Linked DNA regions of Homo sapiens: region 2 is linked to region 1. A link is a contact called in ENCODE Hi-C or POLR2A ChIA-PET data. All regions are on one chromosome and are shown on one strand. Each heading gives the region's core, a stretch centred on a gene start or an enhancer-like site at or near the end of the contact. The rest is flanking DNA. Distances are from core to core; before and after follow the strand shown. Region 1 overlaps BTLA (B and T lymphocyte associated). Region 2 has its middle 7.1 kb from the start of CD200R1L-AS1.

Region 1 (3,348 bases), core at 526-3,025:
CTGTCATTGGACCGAACTCAAGACTGGCAAGAAATGTAAAAGAAGCACCAACAGAATATGCATCCATATGTGTGAGGAGTTAAGTCTGTTTCTGACTCCAACAGGGACCATTGAATGATCAGCATGTTGACATCATTGTCTGGGCTCAACAGGATGTCAAATAATATTTCTCAATTTGAGAATTTTTACTTTAGAAATGTTCATGTTAGTGCTTGGGTCTTAAGGGTCCATAGGATAAATGATTAAAATTTCTCTCAGAAACTTATTTGGGAGCTTTTTATATTATAGCCTTGAATAACAAAATCTCTCCAAAACTGGTTGACATCATGAGTAGCAGAATAGTAGAACGTTTAAACTTAGCTACATTTTACCCAATATACAAACTCGATCTTGCCTTTGAAGCTATTGGAAAGACTTGTAGGGAAAAGAGGTTTGTGTTACCTGCATCAGTTCACTACACACTCTTGAAAACAAAATGTCCCAATTTGACTAACCAACCATAAATACAGTAATGATTGTATATTTCAAGTCAGTCTTCCAAAATAAGAAATTTTTGCTGTGTCAGTCTAAGAATGGTGTTTCTTAAATGCAAAGGAGAAATCATTTTAGGCTTGATGTAAGAAAATGAAAATAATAAATGGTGCAATAAAAATATAGAATATACCAATTGGATATAGGGTAGATGTTCCACATACCTGGCAAACAAATGCTTATATCTACTCTGTTAGATTGATAAGCAAATATAGGTATTAATGGAGCAGTCAACGTATAGCACATTTATGAGGAAAGTAGAGACTCACTGGGTCACATAGACTAATGGATAGGAATGTGACATAATGCTGCTGAATTAATATACTTATGGGCATCTGAATAGTTTAAAAGTTAGTCAGAATAGGTATCACTGGGCAAGTGAAGATAGCTTAAACTGCTTCATGCTTGACTTGATAGCAAGTTAAAGTGCAATTAATGGAATGGAGGAAAACCCAGAATATTTAATTGGTCTGTAGGGGTCAATTTGCTTTCATTCACCACATCTGCATCTTGCTGTTCTTCTTACTAAGGAATCAGGGCAAATCATCTGTAGTGACATATTTTAGTTTGCTAATCATTTATTTTAAAATACTGAGGTTGCAGCCACTTAAGAGTATAGCAAAAGATGGATTCAGATTTTTGGACTTTCCAAAGTACTTGAGTTAAACTATTTCAAAAATAGCCTATAATTTTATTCAACAGTTTGAGGCTATTCGAATTCTCAGGTGCTGCTACTGAATAATGTAATAGTCTTCATACAAAGTGGATAGCAAAGGTTAAAATCCATTTCAACAAATATGTGAGCTGAGCTGCTGCACAAAGGAATGTGATGTGTGTGTGTGTGTGTGTGTGTGTGTGTGTTAGGTGGGGTGGGTGACAACAGAAATGGTGCACGAGAAACTGATCAAATTGACATTATATTTTCAGTTTGCTTATGAAGCTCAAAATACTAGAGTAAATGGGTCATTAAAGAAAATAATATGTGAAATTATGGAGTTTAGAATACAAGTGGGGTATATATACAAAAAGACAAAACTGAGGTTTTGTGGTGGAGAGATTTTCTTAAGTAACACTGGCATTAAGTTTTAGCTCCTTAGATTTGGGGGTGCAAATATTCTTTTGAGTCACTGTTATTTTGCCAATTACACCTAGAATTTCAAGCAACCAATTCGAGATAGGCTGTTTTAGCCAGGCTGCATTTGTGGACAACTTATGTAAGAAAGACATGTTAGAATAGCTGCTTGTGGTATTCTTAAAAATAGAAACAGGAAATATGGGGAGGATACATTTAGCTGTCCTCTTATCAGATGAACACACGAAATTGAACAGTTCCTTCATGATTCTCTCAAACTTAAAAGCAAAATATTTCTGTCTTATTTAAAATATCCTTAGTATGTCTTATAGTAAAGATAATGCTGATAATGATTTCATCTCTAAGATGTATTAATATATTTGTACTGTTTGCCAAAATCACAAATCATTTATGTTTTTATTCCTTTTCAAAATGGTGTCAGAGACATACATGCATTTTCCCAAATGACTCTACTTCACTATTATTTACATGGCTTATTTCATTAGTTTATAGAGGGTTTGAGAAAAAGAATATGTAGATAATTTAATGGTTTTTCACAAATTTTAAGCTTGTGATTGTGCTCAATGAGAAGGTAAAGTTATTAAAACTTATTTGAAATCAATTTGGCATCTGATTTTGTACCCCAAAATGTGTGGACATGAATAGAATACTGATTCTTAAACCCCCTGACACATAAAAGCGACCCGAATAACTTGCTAAACTGCAGACTATTAACTTGCAGCACTAAGAAATTCTGATTCAGGAGGTCTAGAAAATGGCTCTTTAATCATCATCTTTAAAAGACATGCCAACCAATTTTAATATGTTTCCCAGTGTCCACAATTTGAGAAAACTAGTAGAGGCTAGGTTTGGTATATGTGGTTTATTTGATCAGTTTTGTGCACCAACCAAAACTATCTAGTCCCCAGAATGAATTCTCTGGCGCGATCATATCTATTTTGCTAAATATATAAACTTTTTTCAGAGCACTTTTAGGTTCAGCAAAGCTAAGCGGTGAGCATTGAGAGTTTCTATACCGTCTTCCCCCACACATGCACAGTTTCTCCCATCATCAACATCCTGTACTTCAGTGGTGCCTTTGTTACAATCAGTAACTAGAATTGACATGTCATTATCAACCAAAGTTCATGGGTTACATGAGGGTTCACACTTGCAGTTCTTTGGGTTTTGACATGTATAATGACTTGTATCCACCATTATAGTGATTTACAGAATAGTTTCACTGTCCTAAAAATCCTCTGTGCTCTACTCATTTATCACTCCCTCCAAGCCCCTGACAACCACTGCCTCTATTGCTTTGCCTTTTCCAGAGTGCCGTACAGTTGGCATCATGCCCCATGTAGCCTTTTCAGATTTGCTTCTTTCACTTAGTAATATGCATTTAAGTTTCCCCCATGTCTTATCATGGCTTGATAGTTCATTTCTTTTTAATGGTGAATAATATTCCACTGTCAGAATGTACCACAGTTTATCTGTTCATCTACTGAAGGACATTTTTGTTGCTTCCAAGTTTTGACAATTATGAATAAAACTGCTCTAAACATTTGTGTGCAGGGTTTTAGAAAAACTTCAATTTGAAATTCAGGGGTACATGGGCAGATTTGTTATACAGGTAAACCAGTGTCATGGAAAGTTTGTTGTATAGATTATTTTATCACCCAAGTATTAAGCCTATTAGTACCCATTAGTTATTTTATCTGATCTTCTCCCTCCTCCCACTCTCC
Region 2 (3,747 bases), core at 1,168-3,667, 330 kb before region 1:
ATAGTCCCTGGCCTACACTTTAATGGTTTTATTTTTTAATATCATCTCCAATTTGGTTTTGTTAGACTTTTTATCTTTTGCTACTCTGAAGGACCGAAAGAGTATCTCATGATTTTAAAATACATATCTTTGATTATTAGTCAGGTTGAGTGGCTTTTCATTTGTTCATAAGCCATTTTTTTCTTGTGCTATCATTTGTCATTGTTCATATTTATGTTTCCTATTGATTTGTGGGTGTTCTTTATATATTCAGGCTATAATTTTTTTGTCTATGTATGCATTGCAAGTAACTTCCCCTATCTGTAATTGTTTTTGTATCTTGACTTTAGCATTAGCAATGCCAAGTAGACAAAACAAATCACTATTTTACAATTTTTGGTGCTATCGTTTTTACTTTTCAAGAACATTACAATGGGATTTGTATGAAGACTATTGTGATTTAAAATTATCAATGTCACTGGTACTTGTAGTGAAACTTCCATAGAGTTCTCCATTTCAGATAAATTTGAACTTCCATGTAATTTTCTTTTAGGACAAAATAATCATGTAATCAGCTCAAGCGAAGTTTTTACATGTGAATAATTTGGACATAATTTTATGTGACTTTTTTTCTCTTGTTTCAGAAGATGAGAAGAATTGTGTTTTTAGCAAAGCATTTAGATATCAGTATGTTTTAAAACAAATGTAACCAGCTAAAAACTGGAATGTGCTTGTTGGGGTGAGTTCCCTTCAAAGCAAAGATCAAAATTAAAGTTGTCCTCTAATTTACAAGGACAGTTCTTCACAACTTGGTTCTTGGTCATCTCGTGCTAACTACCATCTATCCTGTGTGGATAATTTAGCCTTTCCCTAGTGTAAAATTGAGAAGCAATATAGCATAGTGGCTAAGGCTTTGTGGTCAGAAAGCTCCATCATTTTCCACAGGTTCTTTTTGATCAAATTACTTAAAATATTTAAACCCCAGTTTCTGAATCTGAAAATATGACAAATGCTGCCTTTGTCATGAGCCTTTCTTGGTGGTTAAATTAGATGACATCTGTATTGTACCTGCACATTCAATTAACAGTAGTTACTATTACATGGTTGTAATGAAACCCTCATCCAATTGAAAATAAGCTTTCAAAATGCTATAGCTTCTCAGAAGAAGCACGCTTCATTTTATTCTCTTTAGAGGCACTTGTTGAGGACTAAGGATTTCTCTAAAGAAGGTACAGTTCTGAGAAAGGGAATGAAAGTTAACTTTTTCTTTCTTGATCTTCAAATGCAACCATTGGTTTTGTTGGGCAACTCAGCTACACAAGAACATAGTGTGTTAGGTTGGGCCTCAAAGGCCAACAGAACCTGAAAATATGACCCATTCATATTCGGATGATAGAGACCTAGCCCATGTTGCCCCTGGCAGAACATTTTGTTTGGCCACAATGTTTTTCAAAGCTACAGAACACTCTAGTTGTTCTGTTGTATACAATGTACTTATTCTTTGGCTTTATCCTGCTCTATATTGAAGCTTATTTGTGTATCCCATGGACACCTCTAATACACACACACAGAAACACACCCTTTGCACACACTAATGCTTAAATCGAACTAATGACCTATACACAGAAAGCAACTCTTGGTAACATAATTAAGAGAGACTGGTTTAGACTTCCTTTGCCAATTGTGATCTACCGGTTTCTCCCAGAGACACATAATTTGCTTAGAATTTCATAAATACATGTCTGGTTTTTCTAACAGGGATTCAGACTCTCTTAATGTTAGAAAGTTTCAGTCTTAAGCCACCTATGTTAAACTAACAAATAAACCTAAACATGCTTTGGTGAAATATACATCTGAAAAGGCTACAAATGGGTAAAGAGAATCAGAAATCTTAGCTTGGAATCCTCGGGATTCTATATCATTTACTAGCTGTGGGACCTGAAATGAGTCACTTAATCCCTCTGAGCCTCAGTTTACCTCATTTATAAAGTGAGGATGCTAAAAGAAGTATAAAAACAGAGAGTAAAGACTTGGGCTGCTGGTTATTTGATCAAAGTGAATGCAGGAAAATGCCCTATGAAAACTATATAGTTTGCACTTTTCCAGAATATATCTCTTAGTTTGCACATGAAAATCTATATCCTTTTAAAAGACTTCTAACTTGTTATCTTTACAAGGATAACAAGGGATTTCTGCAGAACCCTGCTGATATCACAAGTCTCACAGGCACCGAGGCAGTAGATAAAGGTATCTGGTTCTGAAGGTCATCTCTCAGGTCACCTAGGCCCAGTAAAGAGGGAAACAGAAGCGGCTCCTTGACCTCATTTTCCCTACTCTGGGCCCGTCTGTAAACAAGTGGCTTGAGGGAAGTATGAGGTCTGCTTGTTGCCAGGGGTTCTGTTGCTTCCTCTTAACAGAAAAAGCTCTTTCTGCTATTTTCAAAGGCAGCAGCTTCTGGCAGGAGCCAGGTAGGACAGGGCTGCCTTTGGCTCACTAACATCAGAATCGTTGCTGACAGGCGCCTGAAGGGTAGGGTCTAGGGCAGGAAAATGTCTTCTCAATGTTTACCTCTCAGAGGTCATTTAAGCCCATGTCCTGGGAGGCAGGTCTCATCTCTTATGGGGTGGAGACTGGAGTGGGCAGGGAAACTGAACTCAAGAGGGAAGGTCGGTTAATCCTGCCTTAGAAAGAAGCAAGGACATTGTGATCAGAGATTCCAAGATTGTTGTGGGTGCTGTTACCTTCAAGGTGACCATCTCAGTTCGGAATTTTCTGCTGAGGGGAAATGAAAGCTCCACAAGCGTTGCTATATGACGAGAAATGTGTCTCCAAGGATAACATGCCCAAACTCAAGATTTTTCTCAAGTGGATTGTGTTCCAATCCGGTGTAGCCTTTCTGGGGAGGGGCTGTGGTATGGCCCGCAGGAACTAGAGGACTCACTTTAAAGGACCCATTCTGTTGAGTTCAAATAGGGCTACTTTTAGCAGTAGTTGCTGCTTCCAGAATAACTTGTTAAATATGTGTTTGAGTGTTTTGTTGAGATATCATTGTTTTCTTTTTGCCTTGTGTTTTCCTTTCCTTCTCCCAGGAAGGTAGCTTTGCCCTCTGAGCCTTTCCCTTGCCTCAAGAGAGGTTTATGTGGTGGGCATAGGAAGCAAAAATTACTATAAACCATGGGTCTTTCTGGCTCTTATGTTCCCAATAACTGAGCCCTTTGAGTGGATTGTACTAGGGAGATGGGGGAGAAATAAGTGTTTTTTGAGAAGGGTGATTCTTTAAGACTGGAGTGAATGGAAATCTGCATGGAGAGTCGGGGGATGTGCTCCCTGCACCATGAAGAAACTCAGGGAGGAGACAAAACTGAAGAAAGCTGCAGCTAAGGTGGCTGGATGCCAGCACAGGGCTCTGCCCACAGACAGCAGGGGATTCTACACAGACACCAGACTCTACAGTATCCTGGAACAATGAAACCTGGACAATGAGCATGTATCATCATCAGGGTGAACTGAAGGCCTCCCTTCAGTTCTCCCTCTATTTCCTACATTCTAGTTGGAGCCTGAGTCTCCCAGATTATAGGTGAAGCCTGAAGGGAAGATTCCTCCCGACCAACCCCAGTAATGAGAGGTTGAATTTTTCTACACCTTAGAAGGCAGGAGGTTTGTGGGGCAGGAAAAATTTTTCCTGTACCCTCATAGGTTTAGTACTTGGTGCCTTCCCAATTAAACTGACAAAAGCAAATTGGCAAGAGACAAGACAAATTTTATGCA

The links. Hi-C counts contacts between places; a loop is a spot of excess contacts on that map. ChIA-PET counts read pairs that join two places held with the same protein, here RNA polymerase II (POLR2A).
Region 2: a map of naive thymus-derived CD4-positive, alpha-beta T cell shows a loop between it and region 1 (2.5-fold over the local background). The contact joins two enhancer-like sites. A Hi-C loop is called at or near these places in 1 of 168 maps with a recorded cell type or tissue (naive thymus-derived CD4-positive, alpha-beta T cell). POLR2A ChIA-PET finds 5 or more read pairs at or near these places in 1 of 52 experiments (activated CD8-positive, alpha-beta memory T cell).

What each region holds. Positions count from the first base shown.
Region 1 is chr3:112,462,843-112,466,190 of GRCh38, reverse strand. It overlaps BTLA (B and T lymphocyte associated), which reads left to right. Exons shown (of 5, transcript NM_181780.4): 5 at 1-2,225. The coding sequence ends at 83. Among named protein-coding and RNA genes, the nearest start is that of BTLA, 35 kb to the left of the region's middle. RefSeq lists enhancers at 1-99, 2,537-2,676. Within about 2 kb of position 1,775, at least 6 of the 41 ENCODE cell types and tissues checked have a DNase peak (open chromatin) inside an H3K27ac peak, as active enhancers do.
Region 2 is chr3:112,793,546-112,797,292 of GRCh38, reverse strand. No RefSeq gene overlaps it. Among named protein-coding and RNA genes, the nearest start is that of CD200R1L-AS1, 7.1 kb to the left of the region's middle. Within about 2 kb of position 2,417, at least 4 of the 41 ENCODE cell types and tissues checked have a DNase peak (open chromatin) inside an H3K27ac peak, as active enhancers do.